Linked DNA regions of Homo sapiens: regions 2 and 3 are each linked to region 1. Evidence: chromatin loops called from intact Hi-C (ENCODE). Cell type or tissue: GM12878. All regions are shown on one strand. Region 1 overlaps LOC105378399 (a long non-coding RNA gene). Region 2 has its middle 210 kb from the start of LINC02650. Region 3 has its middle 120 kb from the start of LINC02650.

Region 1 (8,000 bases):
GATCATCGGGTGTCCACAAAACTGCTGGTTAAACATAATTTTTGAATGTGTCTGTCTGTGAGGGTGTTTCTGGATAAGATTAGCATTTGAATTGGTAGACTGAGTAAAGTAGATGGCCCTCCCTAGTTGGAAAGGATGAGCCTTTCCAACCAATTAAAGACCTGAATAGAACAGAAAGGAGAGAGAGAGAGAGAGAGAAAAGGAAAGAAGAGAGAAAGAGAGAGAGAAAGACAGAAAGACAGAAAGAAAGAAAGAAAGAAAGAAAGAAAGAAAGAAAGAAAGAAAAGAAAGAAAGAAAGAAAAGAAAGAAAGAAAGAAAAAGAAAGGAAGGAAGAAAGAAAGAAAAGGAGGGAAGAAAAGGAGGGAAGAAAGAGGAAGGAAGGAAGGAAGAGAGAGAGAAAGGGAGGGAAGAAGGAGGAAGGAAGGAAGAGAGAGAGAGAAAGGGAGGGAAGAAGGAGGAAGGAATGGAAGGAAGGAAAGAAGGAAGGAAGGAAAGAAAGAAGGGAGGGAGGGAGGAAGGAAGGAAAGAAGGAATTCTCTCTCTCTCTGCCTGACTGGTTGAGCTGGAACATTGGTTTCCTCTGCTTCTGGACTGAACTTCACACCATCAATGCTCCTGGTTCTCAGGCCTTCAGACTCAGACTAAAATTACACCACCAGCTTTTCTGTGTGCCCAGCTTGCAAACAGTAGATCATGGGACTTCTCAGCCCCCATAATCATATCTATTGGTTCTGTTTCTCTGGAGAACCCTGATTAATACACCCTGGTTCCAGATCATTGGTCCAGGAGTGACTCAAGATAAGCAAGTCGGACATCTTTCTTCAGGAAATTTCAATTTGGAACTGAGAACATTCAGTCTGGTCCAATCCATTGAAAAGAGGAAATGAAAATCCAAGTGCTATGTTGAGGGCTTACCACGGTTTCTACCATGTGACCTGGTGGCAGACAAGGCCTGACCACAAAGAAAGAGGAATGAGGTGGCCTTCAGGGGTGAGGAAGGTGGACAAGGTCTGCAAACACTGTGGGCAACTCTGCTTCTAGTTCCCATTCATTCCTGAGGGCTGGCCGTCTCTCTGTCCTGTGCCCTCCTAGACCAATCTGTGTGCTTTTAACAAATCTCCCCTTTTATGCTTAAAGAAGATCTTGTCGATTCCTTTTCCATGGAACTGAAAGAACCCTAACTATTCAGGGTCATCTGATCAAAGCAGGTCTGGAGCTTCCTAGTGGTCTAGTTTCAGAAATACAACATGAATCCTGGGGAGGTTTGAGGACTGAATAATGAACACATCCTCCAGTTTTTCCCCTCCCAAGTGCCAGTGATCTCTTCTTTCAATTTGAAAGAAACCGAAAAACTATTCTAAAGTAAGTCTCAGGCAAGAATCGGAAGAGCCAGAAATCTATGTTCTTAGCTGAAGAGCTCAGAGGGCTGAAGCAGAAGGATGGCTTGAGCCCAGGAGTCTGAGGCTATAGCGTGCTGTAATCGTGCCTGTGAATAGCCACTGCATGCCAGCCTGAGCAACACGGCAAACCCTATCCCTTAAAAAAATAATAAAAATAGGCCCAACGTGGTGGCTCATGCCTGTAATCCCAACACTTTGGGAGGCCAAGGCAGGCAGATCACCTGAGGTCAGGAGTTCAAGACCAGCCTGGCCAACATGGTGAAACCCCCTCTCTACAGAAATACAAAAATTACCCGGGCATGACGCAGGTGCCTGTAATCCCAGCTACTCGGGAGGCTGAGGCAGGAGAATCGCCTGGACCCAGGAAGCAGAGGTTGCAGTGAGCCGAGATCACGCCATTGCACTCCAGCCTGGGTGACAGAGCAAGACTCCGTCTCAAAAAAAAAAAATAATAATAATAATAATAATAGCCACACATAGTGGCCTACACCTGTTATCTCAGCTACTTGGGGGACTGAAGTACGAGGATTGCTTGAGCCCATGAGTTTGAGACCAGTCTGGGAAACACAGGAAGACCCCAACTCAAAAAAAAAAAAAATTTAGGCCAGGCATGGTGGCTCACACCTAAAAATCCCAGCACTTTAGGTGGCCAAAGCAGGAGGATCCCTTGATGCCATGAATTCAAGGCCAGCCTGAGCAACATAGCAAGTCCCCATCTCTACCAAAAAAAAAAAAATTAGAGCAAAAATATAGACATAAAGCAAGAACGTTCATGTGGGGCCACACAACAGCATGGGGTTTAAGGCCTAACAATAAGATTCAATATTAATTGCTGCCTTGATACATGGCAAAACTGGGAGGGCCTGGAATGTCCTAACCACAAGTTCTCCTCTTCCTTCACACCATGGATAAGAATCCCTTGGCCGGGCACAGTGGCTTACGCCTGTAATCCCAGCACTTTGGGAGGCCGAGACAGGCAATCACGAGGTCAGGAGTTCGAGACCAGCCTGGCCAACATGGCAAAACCCCGTCTCCTACTAAAAATACAAAAATTAGCCAAGCGTGGTGGTGTGCACCTATAATCCCAGCTACTCAGGGGGCTGAGGCAGGAGAATCACTTGAACCTGTGAGGCGGAGTTTGCAGTGAGTCAAGATCACACCACTGTACTCCAGCCTGGGCAACAGAGCAAGATTCCATCTCAGAAAACAAAAAAACAAAAAACAAACAACAAAAAAAAAGAATCCCTTGCCAAAAGACCCTTATCACCAAATGGACCAGGTGCAGCTCCTCCTTATCCCTGCGTGGGTAGTCTTAGTTCCCTCCCAGCCCATAAAACATTTCAGACAAACTAACCACTTCCCCTGTGGGAAGCAGGAGTCCCCCTATCCTCTTGATACCACAGAGCCTGCCTCCCACAGCCTCTGTTCCCAAGTTCAACTCCGTTGTGGCCCTGTGTGGCACAGTGTCTTTCTCCCCAGGCCATGAGTGTGTGTGATAAATAAACTAGTCTCAACCTCATCTGTCCAGTGCTGGGCTGTTTGTCATGTGTTTGACTATCCCTATAACCCTAGGATTGTTCCCCCGTGGGATGAATGGGAAGCAATTCAAACACAGCAGCACAGAGATGGGCCAGAGGAGGGCCTGTGTAGGTAACATGCACTTACACAGACAGGAGTAAGAGCCTTCTCTGCAAGGAACACCCCACCCCCACCCCACCACCCCAGGCTCCCAAGGACGTGGGAAAATTCACTCTGAGAGCAATGGGGCATGCCTGAAGCCGCTTGCCAGTTATAGCACCACCTGCTGGGGTCTTGTGCAAAGTGATCTATTGAGAATGGCAAGGTCCAGCCATCAAATGGTTACTAGACCATTAACTTCAGCATAACCTATATAGAAGAAATGATCGCCAACCTACGCAGAGGTTCTCATGTTAACATTCAATACTTACTTATTGAAAAGGTTTTTTAAAATGCTCAGCCAAATGAGAGCAGGCAAACTGTTTTTCTTCTAATTACAGCCACGTGCATCTTTTTCTTAGTTAATTTTCTCAGCTCTGATGATTGTCTTCAGTGGGTTCTTGACTCAATCTAAGTGAGTTCATCTGTAAAACAGGGATGATAATAGCACCTACTATACGGGGCTACAATAATAGCTGCATAGCACTTAGAGCAGCTTCAATACACACAAGATCTTAGTAAGAATTAGAGAAACATTTTTTTTTTCTTTTAAGTGGAACCTTGACTGTTCCTGACCTTTGAGAATGTCTACTCAGTGAAACCTCCACAGAGGTACAATCCATCCAGGAAGACAAGGATAACTCAAATGAATTGATGAGAGAACAAGACTACATAATGCATGATCGAAAGTGTTAAAATGTGCAGAACTGACAATCTTTCCAAACAGACAAGGGGGAGAAAAAGAATAGCATGGGCTTGGCCTGCCAGCTAAGTTTTAGAGAAAAAGAACTTGATCTTGGCCTCAATGATGCATAAAATTGTTAGAAAGAGAGGAATGGTGTTACATATGAAATGAATCTCTAGTAATTTTTCACTAGGCACTGGCTTATGGTCCCGGAAAATATTGTAATTGGCAAAACTGCATTTGGCAAAATCATGTTTAAAAATGGAAATGTCATTAACAAGTTTATCTATAAGATATATTGAATATATATTTATCTATTATACCCTAACTCAAGCCTAACCCCTCCAGGAAGGTGACCTTCTCTGAGAACCCGTCACTATCTCCTGTGGGTCACCAATGGACCAAGGCACACTTCTATGTGGCCCTCAAACTTCATAGCATAACTTACCTGCATCTCAAGCTTCAATCTCTAGCCACAAACTCAACTGTCAAGTGAATATAACTTTCTTTACCTTTTGTATGAATGACTCAGTTGCAGCTTAAGATGGCATTATTTCCAAGAGACTTATGTAGTGCCAAAGCAGCAACAGGAGCAGAAACCCAGGTCCTCAAAGTCATCTATCCATGTAAGCTGTCTGCCACCCTGTCCAGCCCTAGATTTTTGGTTCATGTGAGTTGGCCGTGGGTCATTGAGACAGACCCTGTCATCGTGTTCTTCAGACTCAGGGCCTATCTCCACTGCTTCCCTGCCTTTCTAGGCACGCAAGAACCATCCTGCAGCTAAAGTCCCTGACCCACTGCCGTTTCTTCTCTGCAGTTCAGCCACTTTCCCAGGACTGAACCCAGTAGAAGGGTCCTGGGGTTCTCAATATCAGTGTTCTTATCATTTCTCCAGCTCTCTTTCTGTCCCTCAAGCCAAAGGGCCTCTTTTCTAGTCTAAAGGTTGCAGTAGGGTTATTCATTTTGTCCCTGAGTATTTGTTCTAGACCATGAGTCTTTTCTGTTCCCCATAAATCTACCCCATGTGTCCTACACTACTTCACCTGCCCACACTGCACTCCTTTGGCTCTCCACACCTTCAAGTCCAAAGAAGTATGTTACATTTTTTTTCATGGGAGTTGGGGTGCATTCCGTTCCTTTCCTAAGCTGCAAAATAATGTATAGGATTTTCAACTATTTATGAGGCCAAAAGAATAAGATAAAATATTTGTGTGTTCATGTATGCTTTTATGAGTTTATTCACAAATATCTCCGCAAGTTAATTTATGCACATATGCTAACAAATAAGGAAGCAGGCTTTGCTCCAGGGGTGAAAAGGCCTTGTGTTCTATCAATATCTTCAAAACTTTCCAAACAGCTGTTGCACTAGAATCCTTGTCTCAAAGTCCACCTCTGGAGGAACCGAAACTATGACAATCAAATGGCTGCTGAAGGGAATGATGCCTGCTGGAAGTTACTCCGCATAAAGAAAATACCAGGCAAAGGGTCAAGACTGATCTTAGCAATGGAAGCTCCACAGGTGTTTTCTAAATTAAATACCCCATGACTTTGCCTGGCCTACATTGACATTAAACTGCTTAATATACATGGAAATGTTTTCCAAAATCAGCAAACTAACAATGGTTTTATAATACAAAAAGGTGATTTTCTAGATACCAGTGATTCTCAAATTGTGGCTGATGGACCAACATCAGTATCAGGGCATTTTGATAGAAATAAAAATTCTCAGGCCCACCCCAGACCTTAGAAAGTCTGGAGGTGACTCCAGCAATCTATGCTTTAACAAGCATGCCAGGGGATTCTGATGCACACTCAAGTTTGAGAACCACTGATATATGCTTCAGAAAGGTGACCAGGACAGTGAACTTTGTGAATGATCAGGCTCAACAGGAAGGTGAGGCCACATCATGGGATAGTGGAGCTTTCTGCCACTTATTGAGTTTGCTTTGGGGCATGTCATTTATCCTTTCTGAGTTTATATATAGAGAAAGACTACATTATATACATATATATAGACTACATTATATATGAACTAGTTTACATATGTATGTTGTAACATATATATGTTCATACATATAACATATATATGTTCAATATATATGAACATATATGTGTTAACTAGTTCATACCTCACATGAGCTACCACGAGAATGAAATGTAGCATGTGTTTGAAAGGTCCTCATAATTGGTTGTTGTTGTTGTTGTTGAGAAGGAGTTTTGCTCTTGTTGCCCAGGCTGGAGTGCAATGGCACGATCTCTGCTCACTGCAACCTCTGCCTCCCCAGTTCAGGGGATTCTCCTGCCTCAGCCTCCTAAGTAGGTGGGATTACAGGCGCCCACCACCACGCCTGGGTAATTTTTCATAGCTTTAGTAGAGACAGGGTTTCACCATGTTGGCCAGGCTGGTCTCGAATTCCTGACCTCAGGTGGTCCACCCACCTCGGCCTCCCAAAGTGCTGGAATTACAGGCATGAGCCACCGCGCCAGGCCGGGTCCTCATAATTGTTAAAAAGCCATAGAAATATGAGGTAAGCAGGCAGCCAGCTTTTTAAAAAACCAGCAACCACAGCAGAGAACAGCTTGATTGGAAGTTCCAGCACATTCTAAACAGCACTCTGAGGGCCTGAACAGCTGCTGGGATCAGCCCCACATCTCAACAAATGCAACAGCCATTTGCCTGCCCTTGCTGACACGCAGGAGAGCATCTTTCCTCCGTTGCCTGCAGTCTCCGGGGACTGGGCTCTGAGAGCAGGCAGCCACTTCTGCTTGATGTCCTCCCTTCACTGTGACTACAGATGGTGATGACTTACAAAGGGCATGTTTTAAAGATGTCTGGCTCAGCAGTTTCTCACTGCACTGTCTTCAGATGCACTGGTGACAGAGAAAAGAGCAAGGAGGCAAGGAGGAATGAGAAGAGGGCTGGATCAACTGGCCACAACCTGTCAGCTTCCTCTTCCTGTCTCACCTTGGCTTCCTGGAAGGCTTTTGCTGCTACTCCTCAGATATGAAGGGGTAATTAGGTCACAGACTGAGTAGGGTGTATGACCTGAGAAGGAGGCTGGATTCAGAATCGGGTAAGCAGTTTGCTCATGCCTCTTCCCTGTTTACAGAACAAAAGTGTGCAGCCTCCAAACAGCCCTGAGCCCTGCTGGGAATGGCTGTCAGTAGGTTCTGTGGAGAGCAGGGGCCACAGCACATTAATATCAAAGAGCTCTCCCTCCTCTATAGGTAGACTGTCACGATTCAGCCTCATCTTCTGGAATCCCGATTGGTCTTCGAGGCTGACTACTGCAGAAAAACTGATGAGCATAAAAAATCTATTATGACAGGGCCATGATGGGTTCAGCAGATTTCCCCGACATTTAGGCATCCTGGATTGAAGGCAGGTTTCCCTCACTACCTACATCTATCATAGTACTGAGATTTTTGAGCAAAGAAAAAGAGCAAACAAGGGAGACCTCCTTGTTGTGGATTTTGTTTCTTTGAGTCTAAAAGCTGGGGAGAAGTAATGCTAGTTTACAAAATTAGCTAGGGGAAAAATTTTCTGCAATTGACATTTTTCTTCTACAAATTCAGACGAGCTAACCTCCAAATCACTTCCAATTCTGAGATTCAAGCATCCCAGCAATTCTATTTGCTAGAAAATATAGAAGACTACAGTCCTTGGACACACAGAGTTGCCATTTTAAGCATAAAATGCTGGGAGCTATTTTTACTTAATACCTAAGATTATTCTCAGGTGTTTAAGCCTTTCACCTAAACAGCACAGCCTGGTTCAAGCTTCAGAAGCACAAATTGAAATGGCATTACACTTTAAGCTCCCTGGTTCTGACAAGAGACCAAGGGGAAGAAAGGGCAGCTACAACTGTCATGCTAAGGAGGAAGGATGAACAGTTGCCTTTCTTATGGCTCTGGACAAATTTTGTACATTGATTTGGAGCTCAAAACAATCCCAAGGAAGGAGGGAGGACAGGGTGTGCTTCTGGCCTCCTGGCTCCATACAGATGGCTCCAAAATATCACTGGCCCTGGCACTCTGGCCAAAAAAGACCAAGAAATGGAAGAATAATCCAAAAAAAAAGGAAGAATAGCTCAACCCTGTGGTTTTATAAACACAATTTCTCTCTTTTCTTACTAGAGCTCTCCTAAGACTGCAGCTATGGTTTTTCATATTCTTTATTTGTACAGATCCCAATTTAGCTCAAGCAACAAAATAAACCATAGCTCTCAATTAAATA
Region 2 (8,000 bases), 110 kb before region 1:
TGAATAGTCCATCTGTTTTCTGCCATGTTTAATACCATTCACCATGTATCAAGCTCAGTTTCATGTGTAGTTCTGTCTCTGAGTTCTCTCTTCTATACTATTATTCTATTTGACTAAGCCTATGTGATATGGTTTGCATGTATGTGTCCTCCAAATCTCATGTTTAAGTGTGATCCCTGCTGTTGGAGGTGGGGCCTGGTGGGAGGTGTCCAGGTCATGGGAGCAGATCCCTCATGAATGGCTTGGTGAAGTCCTCACAGTAATGAGGGAGTTCTCACTCTCAATTCATGCTAAGATCTGGTTGTTTACAAGAGTCTGGGACCTCTGTCTTCTCTCTCTTGCTTCCACTCTTGCCACGCGATGAACCTGCTCCCGATTTGCCTTCCGTCATTATTGTAAGCTTCCTGAGGCCCTCACCAGGACCAGATGCTGGCACCATGCTTCCTCTACAGCATGCAGAACCATAAGCCAGTTAATCCTTTTTTCTTTATAAATTACCCCGCCTCTGGTACTTCTTTATGGCAACACAAAAATGAACTCACTGTGCAAATATCAAACTGTCTTAACTATTATAGCTTCTTATTGTTTGGCTGTACATATTCTTGGCCTCCTTTTCCCTTAGAATCTTAGAATCAGAACACTGAGTTCTATAAATACCTTGTTGAAATTTTGATCATAATCTCATGGTTTATGAAATAATTTTTTGATAATAACAATCCTTATAATGTTGACTCATGCTATAACTTAGCTCTTAAGTCTTTAGGTCATGTTTCGTTATTTTATCTCTATACATTATCTCTAATCCCATAGTTTTGTCTCCATACTGGTATTAAATTTTTTTAAATTATTTGTTGCTATGTGTTAATACACAATGGATTTTGAGTATTAATCTTGTGTCCAGCAATTTTGTGAGCTCTTTGGTTCAAATAACTTTTTGTAAAATCTCTTAAATTTTCTATGCAGATAAGCATATTTTCTATGAGTAACATTACTTTGAGTTCTTCATTTTTAAACTCCATGTCTTCTCTTTCTTTCCTAAAATTAGATTGTTGGTCAGTGTATTAGTCTGTTCTCACACGCTAATAAAGATATGCCAGAGACTGGGTAATTTATAAAAAAAAAAAAAAAAAAAAGAGGTTTAATGGACTCACAGTTCCACATGGCTGGGGAGGCCTCACAATCACGGTGGAAGCTGAAGAAGGAACAAAGGCACATGACAGCGGGCAAGAAAGCATATATGTAGGGGAATTCCCCTTTATAAAACTATCAGATCTCATGAGACTTATTCACTATCATGAGAACAACATGGGAAAACCTGCCCCCATGATTAAATTACCTCCCACTGGGTCCCTCCCACATCACATGGGGATTATGGGAGCTACAATTCAACACGAGATTTGGGTGTGGACACAGCTAAACCATATCAGCCAGAAATACTTGATTATCATCAATTTTATGTGGTTCAACCCAATATTAGTATACTGCCTCAAATTTCCAATGCAATACTGAATAGAAATAGTAATAGAGGGTATTCTTGATTTATAGCTGACTTTTTAGGCAATGCTTCTAGTATTTCACTGTTTAGCATGATAAATACTGCAGGCATTTAGTAAATACCATCTTTAGTTAGGAGACATTCCCTTTCATTTCTGTTTTAAAAGATTTTTAGTTACCTTTTTTCAACTATAACTACCCCTATGAGCCAGGTGTGGTGACATGCACCTGTAGACCCAGATACTCAGACACTGAAGCGAGAGGACTGCTTGAGCCCAGAAGTTCAAGGCCAGCCTAAGCAATATAGTTAGACCCTATATCTAAAAAAAAAAAAACAACAGAACAAACCAAAACAAAAACAAAGCAAACAAAACCTACCACTACATTTCTGGGAAGAACCTACATAGCATGAATTATTTCATAAATAATATGAATGTGTTTCGATATTCTCCTTCCCATTCTCTTTCACACAAACACACACACACTCAGACACCCCTAGGTTTAGTCTGCTAATAGTTCATTTAGGACTTTTGCCTCTCTGACCATAATTAACCTGCAAATCTTATTTTTCATGATGCCTTTGCCTGATTTTGGAATCAAGGTGCTAATGACCTTACAAAATTAACTGGGATGTTTTCCTTCTTTTCTATTCTCTGAAAATATTTGCATAAAGATTATCTATTGCTCAAAGGATTGGAAGAAGATGTCTGTACATAGTCTGGATCTATTTTTCATTAACATTGGAGCAACTGGGTAAATTGCTAATAACTGATTCACCTCTTTTTATGGGAATTTTATATTTCTTTATAAATTATTTTGATGAATATAGTGAATATAAAGGATTCTTCACTAAAATATTCAAATTTATCAGCATGCAGTTATTTATGATTTTTCTCACATGAAGTTTTAAAATTCAGATTCCCTTCAGCTTGAGGATCCCTGAGCCAACTAATTATAAAAATTAGAACTTCAACTGTTGGGGACACAAACCCATGGTCACAAATTATCCTAGGGAATGTTTTTCCTACCCAGGGTCCAAGCAGCAACAGAAAATTTTTTTGCCGTCTGCCTGTGTCTGTGTTGGAAAGTGCATTTTTTCTGGTTGTCTTTCCCACTCACCCACCGCGGTCCTTCTACCTTCACTGCTTTATGCAGGGGTCTCAGTTTCAGCATGCTGCCATGTGCAATGGCAGGACTTACTTTCATTCTGCATGCGTGTTTTCAGAGTCACACCCCTAGCTGGCTGAATTCTACAATCTGCGACCACCCACTAAGGCCACTGAAGGATTAGCTTCCATCCTTACCAGTCTGCTTTCCAGAAACCTTCTCATTTCTAGCACATACAAATTATGCTTTCTTTCTTGTAAGCTTAACTCTGCGTTTAAAAGAATGGTGAGTAATTTCAGAAAGCATTTCTAGTTCTGTAACAATGGCAGTGTCTCTGAGTTACGCATGTGAAATATAACAAGAAGTGAAAGTGTAGATTGGCTCCCAAAGCATCAGAGATTTGAGATCTGAGGAAATGGAGCCATCAAGACATTTAAAACCTAAAATTATGCGGGGATGCTTCATTGAGAAAGAAACATTTTAGCTGAGACTTGATGGATGTGTAGGATTATTTATACAGAGCTGGAAAGGAGAAAGAAAGCATGCTTGGTTATAAACAGATCTTCACAATGTAAATTTAAGGCAACTTCAAATGACAGCTATTTGAAGAAAACAGCCTAAACAAAAAAATCCTGAAGAAAATGGAGTAGACACACATTAGGTGAATAAGAAATAACTATCAAATGAATGAAAAAACCTCATGGTCAAGAGCTTTCAAATGAAACAAGACTGTTTATTCAGCTGTATGCAAACGCTGAGAGCATTACCTCAGAAAAGCCATTCCCACAACAACTGGCCGCAAACAAGACGCCGCTCTGAGTCTGTGTGATTGATACTACAGTAGAGGCCGATGGTGAAGTGGCTGGATCTTAGCTGGAAACTGGCCACTCCAGTGTAAGTGAGGAAGAAGATGTGCTCAAACAGAAGCCCAGTATCTGAGCAATGATGACTGTACAGAGGACACAAAGACCAAGGTGAAATGAACCCTTCTCATAAATGACATAAACATTAGCTAAACTTTATCCTACTCTAAGCACAAGTTCAAGCCTGCTTTCCACCTTGCAAAGTAGATCAGAGGCATTTTTATTCATGAAGTGGATAAAACCTGAGGATAAAAATCTTAGTGTTCTAGTTGTAAATGTAGCTTTTATGGATAGCATAAGAGCTGTGAACAAAGTGATAAAAGGAATGAGGGTGGCCAGACTGTGTTTCCGCATTCTTATTAAGAGAAGACAAATTCAAACACATAGTAAAGTGTTTTGTTTTGTCTTCTCACTTTGGTCCAAAAAAAAAGTGGGTGATAAAATAGTCTGAGAGCTAAATCCTTTTTGAAAGAGGAGTATTATTGGGTGATTCTAAACAGATGAAAGGATCAAGTCCTGTTCATATGAAATAAACACTACTTAAAACCAAGCTCTTTGAACATCTGCATCCAGGAGGAAAATCTTAATTATCTGACAAAAGGCCATTAAATCACTAAGATCTAAGCAAGTTGAACAAGTATTGAAAATCTCTCACCTTCCCTCCACCTTGCATGTAAAGACATCAGTGAAGGTTATTGAAGAAACAGGAGTTGTCTGTGTTGATCTCTGGATCCTCCGGTTGCCTCAGCAATCGACTCCTCAAGAGAAAGTATTGGAGTAAGAAAATCTACTGCAACTAAATGTTTCTCCACCATTGTAGTAAAATTTCTAGACTCAAATATGGAATTTTTTGGCTGTTTTCTACTTTTCCCATCAAACCGTTGTAGGGATCAGAGTTCATTCACACTCACCTTTAGTTGCTAAAAGGAGTATTTTGTGTTCAGGATGCAGTATTTTATTTCATGTTTTCTCTGAGAAAGAGAAGTGGACATGATCAAAAGAAAAAACGTTAAGAAGTTGTTGAGATCAGGTGGAATGGCCCACACCTGTAACCCCAGTGCTTTGGGAGGCCAAGGCAGGAGGATCTCTTGAGGCTAAGAGTTCAAGACTAGGCTCTACCAAAAAAAAAAAAAAAAAACTTATTTTAAAAAAGTTTTTGAATAATGGCATTATAAATGGAATACTATTCAGCCACAAAAAGAATGAAATCCTGTCATTTGAGGCAACATGGATTGAACTGGAGGACATTAGTCAAGTGAAATAAGCCAGGAACACAAAGTTAAACACCTCATGTTCTCATTCATATGTTGAAGCTAAAAAAAAAAAAAAAATTGATCTCATAGAAGTAAAAAGTAAAAGAGTGGATACTAGAGGCTGGGAGGGAAAGAGCAAAGGAGGGATGTGAAGATACAAATAGAAGATAATGTGACATTACATGCAGTGTGGCCTAGAAACTTTCCATTGAAATCCCCTTAGTAATATGTACATTCTCTTTCAATCTACATGCCGGGAGCCATTGCTCTGTGCAAGGCTCAGTGCTGGGCACCAGAGATAAATGTGACTTCGTCATCAGCCGTCTCTCCTCAAAGAATGCCCATCTTTGTGATAAACCTGAATTACATATATATCTACAAAACAGAAAGAGCTAAATGCCTTACCAGAGGAAGAGAGAAAGTACTTCAGGAGTTCAGAAGATTAGGAGGCCTTTTCCACCTCAGCATCTTCCAAAACAATTTCCATCACACTCCAGCACTATGGGAAGTTAGTAGAAGTTACGTTCAAAAATGGAGCTGAAATAAATTTGAGGAACACTGGCTGAAGAAATATTTAATAGATTTCTTTCACTAGGACTTCTCAGAACTTTTAATATTCAGGTATGCATTGCAGATTAGGCACAGTGGCTCACACCTGTAATCCCAGCACTTTCAGAGGCTAAGGCGGGAGGATTGCTTGAGTTCAGGAGTTCAAGATTAGCCTGGGCAACATAGCCAGACCTCATCTCTACTAAAAATCAAAAACAAAAAAAAAAAATAGCTAAGTGTGGTGGTCTGTGCCTGTAGTCCCACTTACTTGGCAGGCTTAGGCAGGAGGATTGCTTGAGCCTGGGATATCGAGGCTGCAGTAAGCTATGACCATGTCACTGCATCCAGCCTGGGTGACAGAGTGAGTTCCTGTCTTAAAAAAAAAAAAGTTACCTATTCTCACTACCCTCCATTTCTTCTTAAACTTACATCAATAAATCCTTTTCCCCCATAATCCCAATGAAACATCTCTCAAGGCTACCAATCTAAGATCAATTCTTCATCCTCTTACTATCCACCCTTTCAACAACTTTTGATATTGTGGCCCCTGGGACATTATTCTCTGTTGTTTCTCCTCCTATGTCACTGGACTGTCATTCTCAGTTTCTTCTGCTGGTCCCTACTCCTCTTCCTGACCCATTTTCCTAACTTCTCTGTCCTTTCAATTTTTTTCCAGTTGCTCTATCAATTACTGAAAAGGGGACCTTTAAAATTTCCAACCACAATTGTTGATTTGTCTATTTCTCCTATGTCACAATTTGCTTCATGTATCTAAAGCTCTTTTATTGGATAGATATGCATTTATGACTGTTATATCTTCTTGACTAACTGGCCCTTTCACATTTATAAAATATCCATCTTTAATGCTGATAATACTCCTTGTCATGAAGACTATTTTTTATGATGCTAATATAATAATTCCAGCTTTCTTACAATAATCTGCATAATATATTTTATTTCATTCTTTTACATTCAACTTATCTGTACTTTTATATTTAATTTGCATCTTATGTGGGTAATATAGATAGGGCTTTTAAAAAATATTATCTGACACTCTGCAGTTGTAATGTTTAAGCCATTGACAATGTAATCTTTAATGAGATTGCATTTAAGTCTAGCAACTTACTAATTGTTTCTATTTTTCTTATCTCTGTTTTGGTCCTCTGTACCTCCTTTCTTGCCTTCTTTTACAGTAATTATTTCCTTAAAATTAAATTTTAATTCTTCTGTTGGCTTTTTCACTGTATTTTACATTAACAGTTATCCTCGGGATTACAATATATATTCTAAAATTATTTTGGCTCTATTATAGTTAACATTATACCCCTACAAAAGAAAATTGAATAACCTTTCAACAGTAGGTTAGTCTAGTTGTACATAACCCTAAGCTTTTTAGTTTGTATTATTGTTCCCTTGCACTTTTTGGTTTGGTTTATTTTTAAGCAGTTTTCCTATTATGTATGTAAGTTTGGTGTTCTTTGTATTTTTTCTGTGTGGAGTTTCCTAAACTTTCTGAATCTGTAAATTCAGTATTTCACCAAATGTGAGAACTTGCCCACCTTTATTACTTCAAGCCCTTTTTGCCCCATTCTCTCTCTCTTCTCCTTATAGAACTACAATTAACATTTGTTAATTTTCTTGATGCTGTTCTATATTTCTCTGAAGTTCTCTTCATTTTTGTTAAATTTCTATTAATCTGTCTTCAAATGAGTCATGATTTTATGCTTTATTAAGTAGGATCTATAATCCTAAAGATTGTACCCTTAATCCTAGAATGTGTTGTCTTAACTCCTGTGATGTAATATTTGTTTCCAATAGAAAGTCTAAGGTACTTGGTGGCATCTCTGTACTCTATCTTATCTGAAACTCTCGTATCTCTTATCCTGTTCTCTGACACACCATTCAGCTTTTGACCCAAAGTAGGCAATCTCTGCTTGGCCTCGTAAAGCCTTTCCCTGTGTGTGGGCAGCTCAGCTCTTGTTCAAGGATCCTGCTATGGAGGACCCACGCTGTCCAAGCCCTTGTTCAGGGAATCATGCTGTAAGACATCCATGCAGATTTCTTTGGCACTCCCCACCTGTTTCCATGTAACTTTCTCTTCTCAGCTACCCTTCTGTGCAAATTCCAACTGCCTCAGCATCCTAGAACACTTATTTTTGAATTGTCAACTCACAGAGAATGTTGCTCCACTTGGGTCCACCTTCTCTGCTTTGTACAAGGAAAGTGCCTTCAGACAAAAAGCCACCACAATCACAAGGATCACCTTGTTTGTCTCCCTTCTCTCAAGAGTCAGCATCCTGTACTGTTTGCTGTCCAATGGCTCATATATTTTGTCTAATTTTATAGTTGTTTTCAGTGGAAGGAAACATCTAATGCCAGTTACTCTGTCACGGCTGGAAGGAGAGCACTCTGGAATTTTGGATAACAAATTCATTGCCACCCAAAATTCTACACCCAGTCACCATATGATTTATGTACAAGGCCAGCTGAAAGCGTTATACTTGCTAAGACTCAGAAAACATACCACCATATGTATCTTTCCTTAACAAAAATGCAAAGCTCTGCAACCTCCAAAAATGTGCAAAAACTCAATTATATTTAAGGTAAAATATAGAAATAATAAAGAAAGGAATAGAACTTGTAAAATTTGAGTTTTTTTCTAAATAACTATTGATGTAATTATAAAATATAATGCAAAGTAGAAATTTAAACTTTGAAAGAGAAGATATGAAGT
Region 3 (8,000 bases), 190 kb before region 1:
TGCATTAGTTCACTTAGGATAATGACCTCCAGGTTCATCCATGTTGCTGCAAAAAACATGATCTCATTCTTTTTTATAATGGCATAGTATTCCATGGTGTATATGTACCACATTTCTAAAACTTATTCTACCGTTGATGGGAATTCAGGTTGATTCTGTCTCTGCCATTGCGAATAGTGCTGCAATGAACATAAGCATGCACGTATCTTTATAGCGGAACAATCTACATTCCTTTGGGCATATACCCAGTAGTGATATTGCTAGGCTGAATGATGATTCTGTTTTAATTTTTTTAGAGAAATCACCAAACTGTTTTCCACAATCACTCAACTAATTTTCATTCCCATCAACAGTATATAAGCATTCCCTTTTCTCTGCATCCTTGCCAGCATCTGTTGTTTTTTTTACTTTTTAATAATAGCCATTTTTACTGGTGCAAGATGGTATCACATCGTGGTTTTGATTTGCACTTCTCTAATGATCAGTGATGTTGAGCATTTTGTCATATGCTTATTGGCTGTGTGTATGTCTTCTTTTGAAAAGTGTTCATGTACTTTGCTCACTTTTTAACGGGGTCGTTTGTTTTTTGCTTATAGATTCTGGATCAAACCTTAGATAGATGCATAGTTTGCAAATATTTTCTCTCATTCTTTAGGTTATTCGTTTACTCTGTTGATAGTTACTTTTGCTGTGCAGAATCTCTTTAGTTTAATTAGGTTCCATTTGTCAATTTTTGTTTTTGTTGCAATTGTTTTGGCATCTTAATCACAAAATATTTGTCAGGTCTTATGTCCAGAATGGTATTTCCTCAGTTATCTCCCATGATTTTTATAGTTTTTATAAGTCTTTCATCCATCCTGAGTTAATTTTTGCACATAGTATAAAGAAGGGGTCCAGTTTCAATCTTCTGCTTATGCTAGCCAGTTGTCCCAGCACCATTTATTAAATAGTGAGACTTTCCCAATTGTTTGTTTTCGTCAACTTAGTTGAAGATCAGATGGTTTTAGGTGTTCAACTTTATTTCTGGGTTCTCTGTTGTGTTCCATTGGCCTGTGTGTCTGTTTTTGTACCAATACCATAGTTTCAGTTACTGTAGCCTTGTAGTATAGTTTGAAGTCCGGTAACATAATGCCTCCAGCATTGTGCTTTTTGCTTAGGATCATCTTGGATATTCAGGCTCTTTTTTGGTTCTATATGAACTTCAGAATAGTTTTTTTCTAATTCTCTGAAGAATGTCCTTGGTAGTTTGATAGGAATAACATTGAATCTGTAAATTGCTTTGGGCAGTATGGCCATTTTAACAACACTGATTCTTTCTATCCCTGGGCATGGAAGGTTTTTCCATTTTTTATCCTACATGATTTCTTTGAGCAGTGTTTTGTAATTCTCATTTTAGAAATCTTTCACCTCCCTGCTTAGCAGTATTGCTAGGTATTTTATTCTTTTTGTGGCTATTGTGAATGGGATTGCATTTCATGATTTGGCCCCCAGCTTAGATATTTTTGGTATATAGGGATGCTACTGGTTTTTGTACATTAATTTTGTATCCTGAAACTTTGCCGACATTGTTTATTAGATTAAGGAGCTTTTTGGCAGAGACTATGGGATTCTCTAGGTATGGAATCATAGTCTTCAAACAGGGATAGTTTGACTTTCACTCTTCCTGTTTGCATGCCCTTTATTGAGGTTTTTTATTTCTTCCTGGTTCAATCTCAGTGGACTGCATATGTCCAGGAATTTATCCACTTATCTGGGTTTTTCAATTTACTGGTGAAAAGTCCAGAATGATTCTTTGCATTTCTGAAGTTTCAGTTGTTATGTTCCCTTTTTCATTTCTGTTTATTTATCTGTTTTTTTGTTTGTTTTGTTTTAGTCTCAATTCTATTTATGTCTGCTGTGATCTTTATTATTCATTTATTTCTACTAATGTTGGGTTTGGTTCATTCTTGATTTTCTGCTTCTTTGAAGTGCATCATTAGGTTGTTTATTTCAAGTCTTTCTGAGTTTATCATATAGGCATTTTTTGCTGTGAACTTCCTTCTTAGCACTGCTTTTGCTGTATTCCATAGCTTATGGTGTGTTGCATTTCCATTTTCATTGTTTCAAGAATTTTTAAAATTGCTTTCTTTATTTCTTCATTAACCCACTGGTTGTTCAGGGGCATGTTGTTTAATTTCTTTGTTTTGGTGTTGTCTCTGAGGTTTCCCTTGTTGTTCACTTCTAGTTTAATTCCCCTGTGGTCAGAGAAGATACTTGATATAATTTCTATTTTCTTGGAATTTGTTCACACTTGTTTTGTCATTTAAGACATGGTCTTTTCTGGAGAATGTTCCATATGCTGGCAAAAAGAATGTGTATTATATAGCAGTTGGGTGAAATCTTCTGTGTGTGTTAGGGCTGTTTGATCTAGTGTGTAGTTTAACTCCTGTGTTGTTTTATTTTCTGTCAGAATGATCTGTCCATTACTTAGACTGAGACATTGATGTCCCCTGCTATTATTGTATTTCAGCCTATCTCTTCCTTTAGATGTATTTTTTAGTCTATTTGTAATTTTTCCATTGGATTTTATACCTTCAAACATTTTCTTTTTGCACATTAGTGCTTTTTTTCTTTCAGATTGAAGAACTCTCTTTATCATTTCTTGTAAGAAAAGTCTGGTGGTGGTGAATTCTCTCAGCTTCTGTTTGTCTGGGGAAGACTTTATCTCTATTTCATATCTGAAGGATAAATTTGCTTGGTAAAGTATGCTCAGATGGCAGTTTTAGTTTTCTTTGAGGAGTTTGAAAATGTCATTCCACTCCCTCCTGGCCTGTATGGTTACCATTGAGAGGCCTATTCTCAGAGTTCTTGGAGTTATTTTATATGTTATTTGCTTCTTTTGCTGCTTTTAAATTTTTCTCTTTGTCCTTGACCTTTGAGAGTTTGATTACTATAAGCTTTGGGGTCATCTTACTTGGATCAAATTGTTTGGTGTTCTTTGACCTTCTTGTCCCTGGATATTTTATCCTCTTCAAATTTTGGAAAGTTTTCTCTTATTATTTCCTTGGATAAAATTTCTATCCCCTGCTCCTGCTCAGCCCCTGCCTTAGGGTTCTTTAAAGGGACAGAACTAATAGGATATATGTATATATGCAAAGGAGTTTATTAGGATAATTGACACACATGAATCAAGGTGAAGTCCCAAGATAGGCTGTCTGCAAGCTGAGGAGCAAGGAAGCCAGTCCAGTCCTAAAGTCTCAAAAGTTGGGAAGCCAACAAAGCAGCCTTCAGTCTGTGGCCAAAGGCCTGAGAGCCCCTGGCAAATCACTGGTGTGAGTCCAAAAGCTCAAGAACTTGGAGTCTGATGTTTGAGGGAAGGAAGCATCCAGCAATGGAGAAAGATGGAGGCTGGAAGACTCAGCAAGTCTGCTCTTCCATCTTCTCCTGCCTACTTTATTCTGGCTGCTCTGGCAGCTGATTTGATGGTGCTCACCTAGATTGAGGGTGGGTCTGCCTCTCCCAGTCCACTGACTCAAATGTTAATATCCATTGGCAACATCCTCACAGACACATCCAGGAGCAATACTTTGCATCCTTCAACCTAATCAAGTTGACACTCAATATTAACCATCACGGCCCCCTTTTGAACACCAATAATTTTTAGATATGGTATTTGAGGTTCTTTTCTGTATCTTGTAGGTTATCTTCATTTCTTCTCATTCTTTTTTTCTCTTCTCTGAGTGTGTAATTTCAAATAACCTGTCTTTGAGTTCACTGATTGCTTAATCTATGCTGCTGTTGAAATTAATTTTTTAGCTCAGCAAATGTATTTCTCAATTTCAAGATTTGTTTGATTTGTTACTATTTCAATTTCTGTTAACTTTCTCTGATACATTTCTGAATTGATTTTCTGTGTTTCTTGGAGATCACTGAGTTTCCTTAAAACTGCCATTTTGAATTCTTGGTCGGAGAGCTCACAAATCACCATCTCATTAGAATCAGTCATTGGATCCTATTAGATTTTTGCTTTGTCTTTTTGAGAAGGTCATGGTTCCCTGTTTGCTGTTGTTTCTTATGGGTCTATGTATATGTCTTTAAATTAAAGGATTAGTTATTTATTCCAGTCTTCTTTGTCAGGATTATTTTGAGTTTTATTGGATATGTTTACTTTGATATTCTTTGTACTTTACCTATTGAATGTATTTTTGTTTCCACTAGGTCACTGCCTCCTTTTTGTCAGTAGATGGAGCCTAAGCCAAGGTTTGCCTTGGCTCTAGCAAATGATCAGATGTGTGCCCATCTGGAATAGGTAAGGTCCCAAAAGGGCTATCTTGGCAGTGTGGAAAGGCTGTCTAGGGGAACCTGTGGAACATGCATTTTACAGCATGGTCCTGCTGAACAGCCACTCTGATTCATTGTGTTCTTTGGCCAAGTTATAGAACAGAGTGTCTAAGGCTGGGCATGGTAGTCCTATCTTCCTCCATTGTCTCTCGCTGTCCATAGGGATATGCCTCCATGCTTCCTGTGGGTTGAGGCATGGACAGTTCTCCTGCCAAAGAACCCAAGATGGTGAGAAAGTTGGTTGTCCAACTCAATCTCACTTTTTCCAGTGAAGAAATTATGAGTCAGGGAAAAATTTCCACATGCCTGATACCAGGCAGATGGAAGAAAAGGTGTCGGAGATATGAAAGTCTTATTCTCTTGCCATCTGGTCAGAGATTTTTAACTTTTCTATGGCCCTGGGGACTGACTCATCCTCATATTTGAGTTCTAGGATGTTGCTGGTGATAATCTCAAGGCTATGTATTTGTTTTTGGTTTTCTGTGGGAGGAGTGAAGCCAATGTGTGTCTACACCTCTATTTTCATGCCAGAAATCTCTGCCCATTTTAATTTTTGAGGCAACATATACACATTTGGGTGTGCACTTTGTTAAATGTGATTAATTGAATACACACTTTGATGAATTTACCTAAATAATGTGGTCGAATTAAAGTGTAACCTAGAGTAAGGAAGGTGTGTTAGGCCATTCTTGCATTGCTATAAAGAAATATCTGAGGTTGGGGGGCTGGGTGCAGTGGCTCACTCCTATAATCCCAGCACTTTGGGAGGCCAAGGTGGGCAGATCATGAGGTCAGGAGATGGAGACCATCCTGGCTAACGCAGTGAAACCCCGTCTCTACCAAAAATACAAAAATAATCAGCTGGGCGTGGTGGTGAGCTCATGTAGACCCAGCTACTCGGGAGGCTGAGGCAGGAGAATGGTGTGAACCCGGGAGGAAGAGCTTGCGGTGAGCCAAGATTGCGCCACTGCACTCCAGCCTGGGTGACAGAGCAAGACTCTGTCTCAAAAAAAAAAAAAAAAAAAAAAAAAAAGCAAGAAATATCTGAGGTTGGGTAATTTATAAAGAAAGGAAGCTTAATTGGCTTATGGTTTTTCAGGCTGTACAATCATGGCACCAAAATCTATTTGGCTTCTGGGGAGGTTTCAGGGAGCTTTCACTCATTGAGGAAGGTAAAGTGGGTGCAGGAACATCATATGGCAAAAGCAGGAGCAAGAAGGAAGGAGGCATGTCACACTTTTAAAAACCAGATCTCACAGAATTCACTCACCCCTCACCAAGGAGATGGTGCTAAGCCATTCACGAGGGGTCTGCCCCCATGATTCACACACCTCCCGCCAGGCCTCACCTCCATCACAGGGCATTACATTTCAACATGAGATTTGGTGAAGACACAGATACAGACCATATCAGAAGGGTTTTCAGATGTCTCAGACTGTCTATCTATCTCAAGCTTTAGAACATAGTGGATGCAGTGATTATCTTAAAGTATTTTTAGAAGATTGGGATGCTTCAAGATCTCAGGCGAATACTCAACCAGGAGAAGTACAGCAACACTCTCAGGATTTGAAGCCAATCCATGCCTGTATTATTCTTAAATAACAGCTCCTGACTTGCTATTGGCTTTTGGTAAAAACTTAATGCCCAATAACGGGGTACCAGAAGAAGATAACACCAAGGCTTTCCATCACAAACCAAGAGTCATCTGATCCATGCAACATTAAATTAGGCACTCCTAGCAGCTCACCATCATCACGTAGAAGTGAAATATAAAAGCCTGGGCCCAAACAGGTCACAATCAAATTCTAGAAGCACTCTCAATATGCCTACTTCCCTTTTACTATCCCACCTTGACCCACACCCATGGCCTCATTGAGAGTTTCCTATTACCAGCTCACTGGGACAAGATCAGTGAGAATCAACCACCTCCACACAATATGTTGTCATGTGCCAAAACTGAAGTTCTTTGGCATTAAAGCCCCACTTGGGGACTCAAAACACTGGGAAAGAGATATTCTTCCAGTGATTAGAACTTTGATTAGTACATCTTCTTCACTGTTTCTAGAAGGAGAGAGAAACTAGAAAGTGCTTAATGGCCAGGGACTTCGAAGGAATGAGATTGCATAATTTGTGATAAGGACATTTGTATAAGAGTTATGAAGACAGACCTCTTAAAACATGCTCATGTTATGAGAATATCTGAGTCCCATATGAATTTCATTTTTAAAAAACCCTTTATGCAAAAGCTCTTAATGATTCATTTGGTATTCTTTACCTACTCTGTATAAGACAATAAGCTTTCTTCCCTCAGCCACCCCAGTGCTGAGACTCATTAACAAAGTGGTCAAGGAAACAGGAAAGTTATGCATGAATTTTTAAAAATTGATTTTTCTTCACTGAGGTTTATCTGACTATTGCTCCCTTGAATTTGTTTGCCTTTTCTGCTGTTCTTCTGATAGCACCATCATACTTGAATTTATGGAATGCTTTTTCATCATAGTTTTACACACAAGATTGCATCTTCAACAAAGTCTCATTTTTTCTATTAAATAGGGAAGCATTTCTTCTAAGCTCATTGGGGTCCATTGGTATTATTGCATACCTTCTCATCTATTGGCAATGACTTATAGAAGACGTGGATATTACACACAATGAGATACAATAACTTGACAGGTTGGCCTCTGTCCTTGAGAGCAACTTATGTTCTAATCAAATATATATATATAGGCTATGGGATAAAAATCATGTGTGTGTGTGTGTGTGTGTGTATGTGTGTGTGTGAGTTTTATCTCATAGCCTAAATAAAAAGGTGGCAAAATAAGAGATGGAATTTGTAATAGAATATCTCACTATCACAATGAATTCCCCATTCATAGTATTTCCGTGATACTTCTCCTTCATTAAAAGTTTTAAGACTCAACAGAGAAATACTTCCTCTAGGAAGCATAACTTTATTTTCATCGAATTAGAAGTTGAAACAGATAAATGGTCAGTTTTTGACTCCTCATGCTCTATATGACCATATCAAAAAAAAAGAAGACATTTACATCACATTACATTTTTTACAATAAAATCAATTTTGACCATCAATGAAAAAGGGAGAAATAAATAGATAAGTATGTATAAAGCCCAAGGATTCCCTAGGAAGTTTCCTTATACTACCATGTTCTTAGTAAAATGTAACAGAAAATTACTGTAGCCAAATGCATGAAGGACCACTGAGGACCAAATCTCTGAAGAATTAGCATTTGGGTGACATCATTTGCAAAGAATCTTGACCAACTAAAAATTTCTCTGAAGAAAAAGAGAATATGCAGCAGTTAATACAACTCATAAACACAACTTAAGGTCCTATTACCATTAAGGAAATAAGGACTTTAGCTATTCTTATTGCTATGTCACATTTTTAGTGCTGTAAGTAATGTCTCTTTTATTTTTTCTTCTTTACCCTATTATTGTACATAGAGTATATTAGTTGTTGTTAACTTTACAATTTAATCTCTTGGTCATATTATATTGATATAAGGTCATACAGAACTAGAGGAGAAGTAGACACTGGACTTGATGCCAAAAGTAGTAACTGGGAAATATTTGGTATTGCCTTTCTTTGAGGATGGGGTAAATTTTAATCAATGGGCCCTAATTGCTTTACTTTAGCTGGGAATGTATTTGGGAAGGGG

The links. Peaks named below come from ENCODE experiments on the same cell type or tissue, not always from the same donor. Only the 100,000 strongest peaks of a DNase experiment are listed, where the experiment ranks them.
Region 2: it touches region 1 in a loop (2.5-fold over the local background); 2 of 110 quality-filtered maps call a loop at or near these places.
Region 3: a loop joins it to region 1, with 2.5 times the contacts of the local background. A loop is called at or near these places in 2 of 110 quality-filtered maps.

What each region holds. Positions count from the first base shown.
Region 1 is chr10:83,989,395-83,997,394 of GRCh38, forward strand. LOC105378399 (a long non-coding RNA gene) reads right to left here. Exons shown (of 4, transcript XR_946148.2): 2 at 3,351-3,503. Among named protein-coding and RNA genes, the nearest start is that of GHITM, 150 kb to the right of the region's middle. RefSeq lists enhancers at 696-845, 6,550-6,719. In GM12878, a CTCF peak has its summit at 3,207 (motif pointing left); DNase peaks (open chromatin) are centred at 907 and 3,127; H3K27ac peaks cover 1,765 bases.
Region 2 is chr10:83,883,648-83,891,647 of GRCh38, forward strand. No RefSeq gene overlaps it. Among named protein-coding and RNA genes, the nearest start is that of LINC02650, 210 kb to the left of the region's middle. In GM12878, no CTCF peak of the experiment used is centred here; no DNase peak of the experiment used is centred here.
Region 3 is chr10:83,797,958-83,805,957 of GRCh38, forward strand. No RefSeq gene overlaps it. Among named protein-coding and RNA genes, the nearest start is that of LINC02650, 120 kb to the left of the region's middle. In GM12878, a CTCF peak has its summit at 4,211 (motif pointing right); no DNase peak of the experiment used is centred here.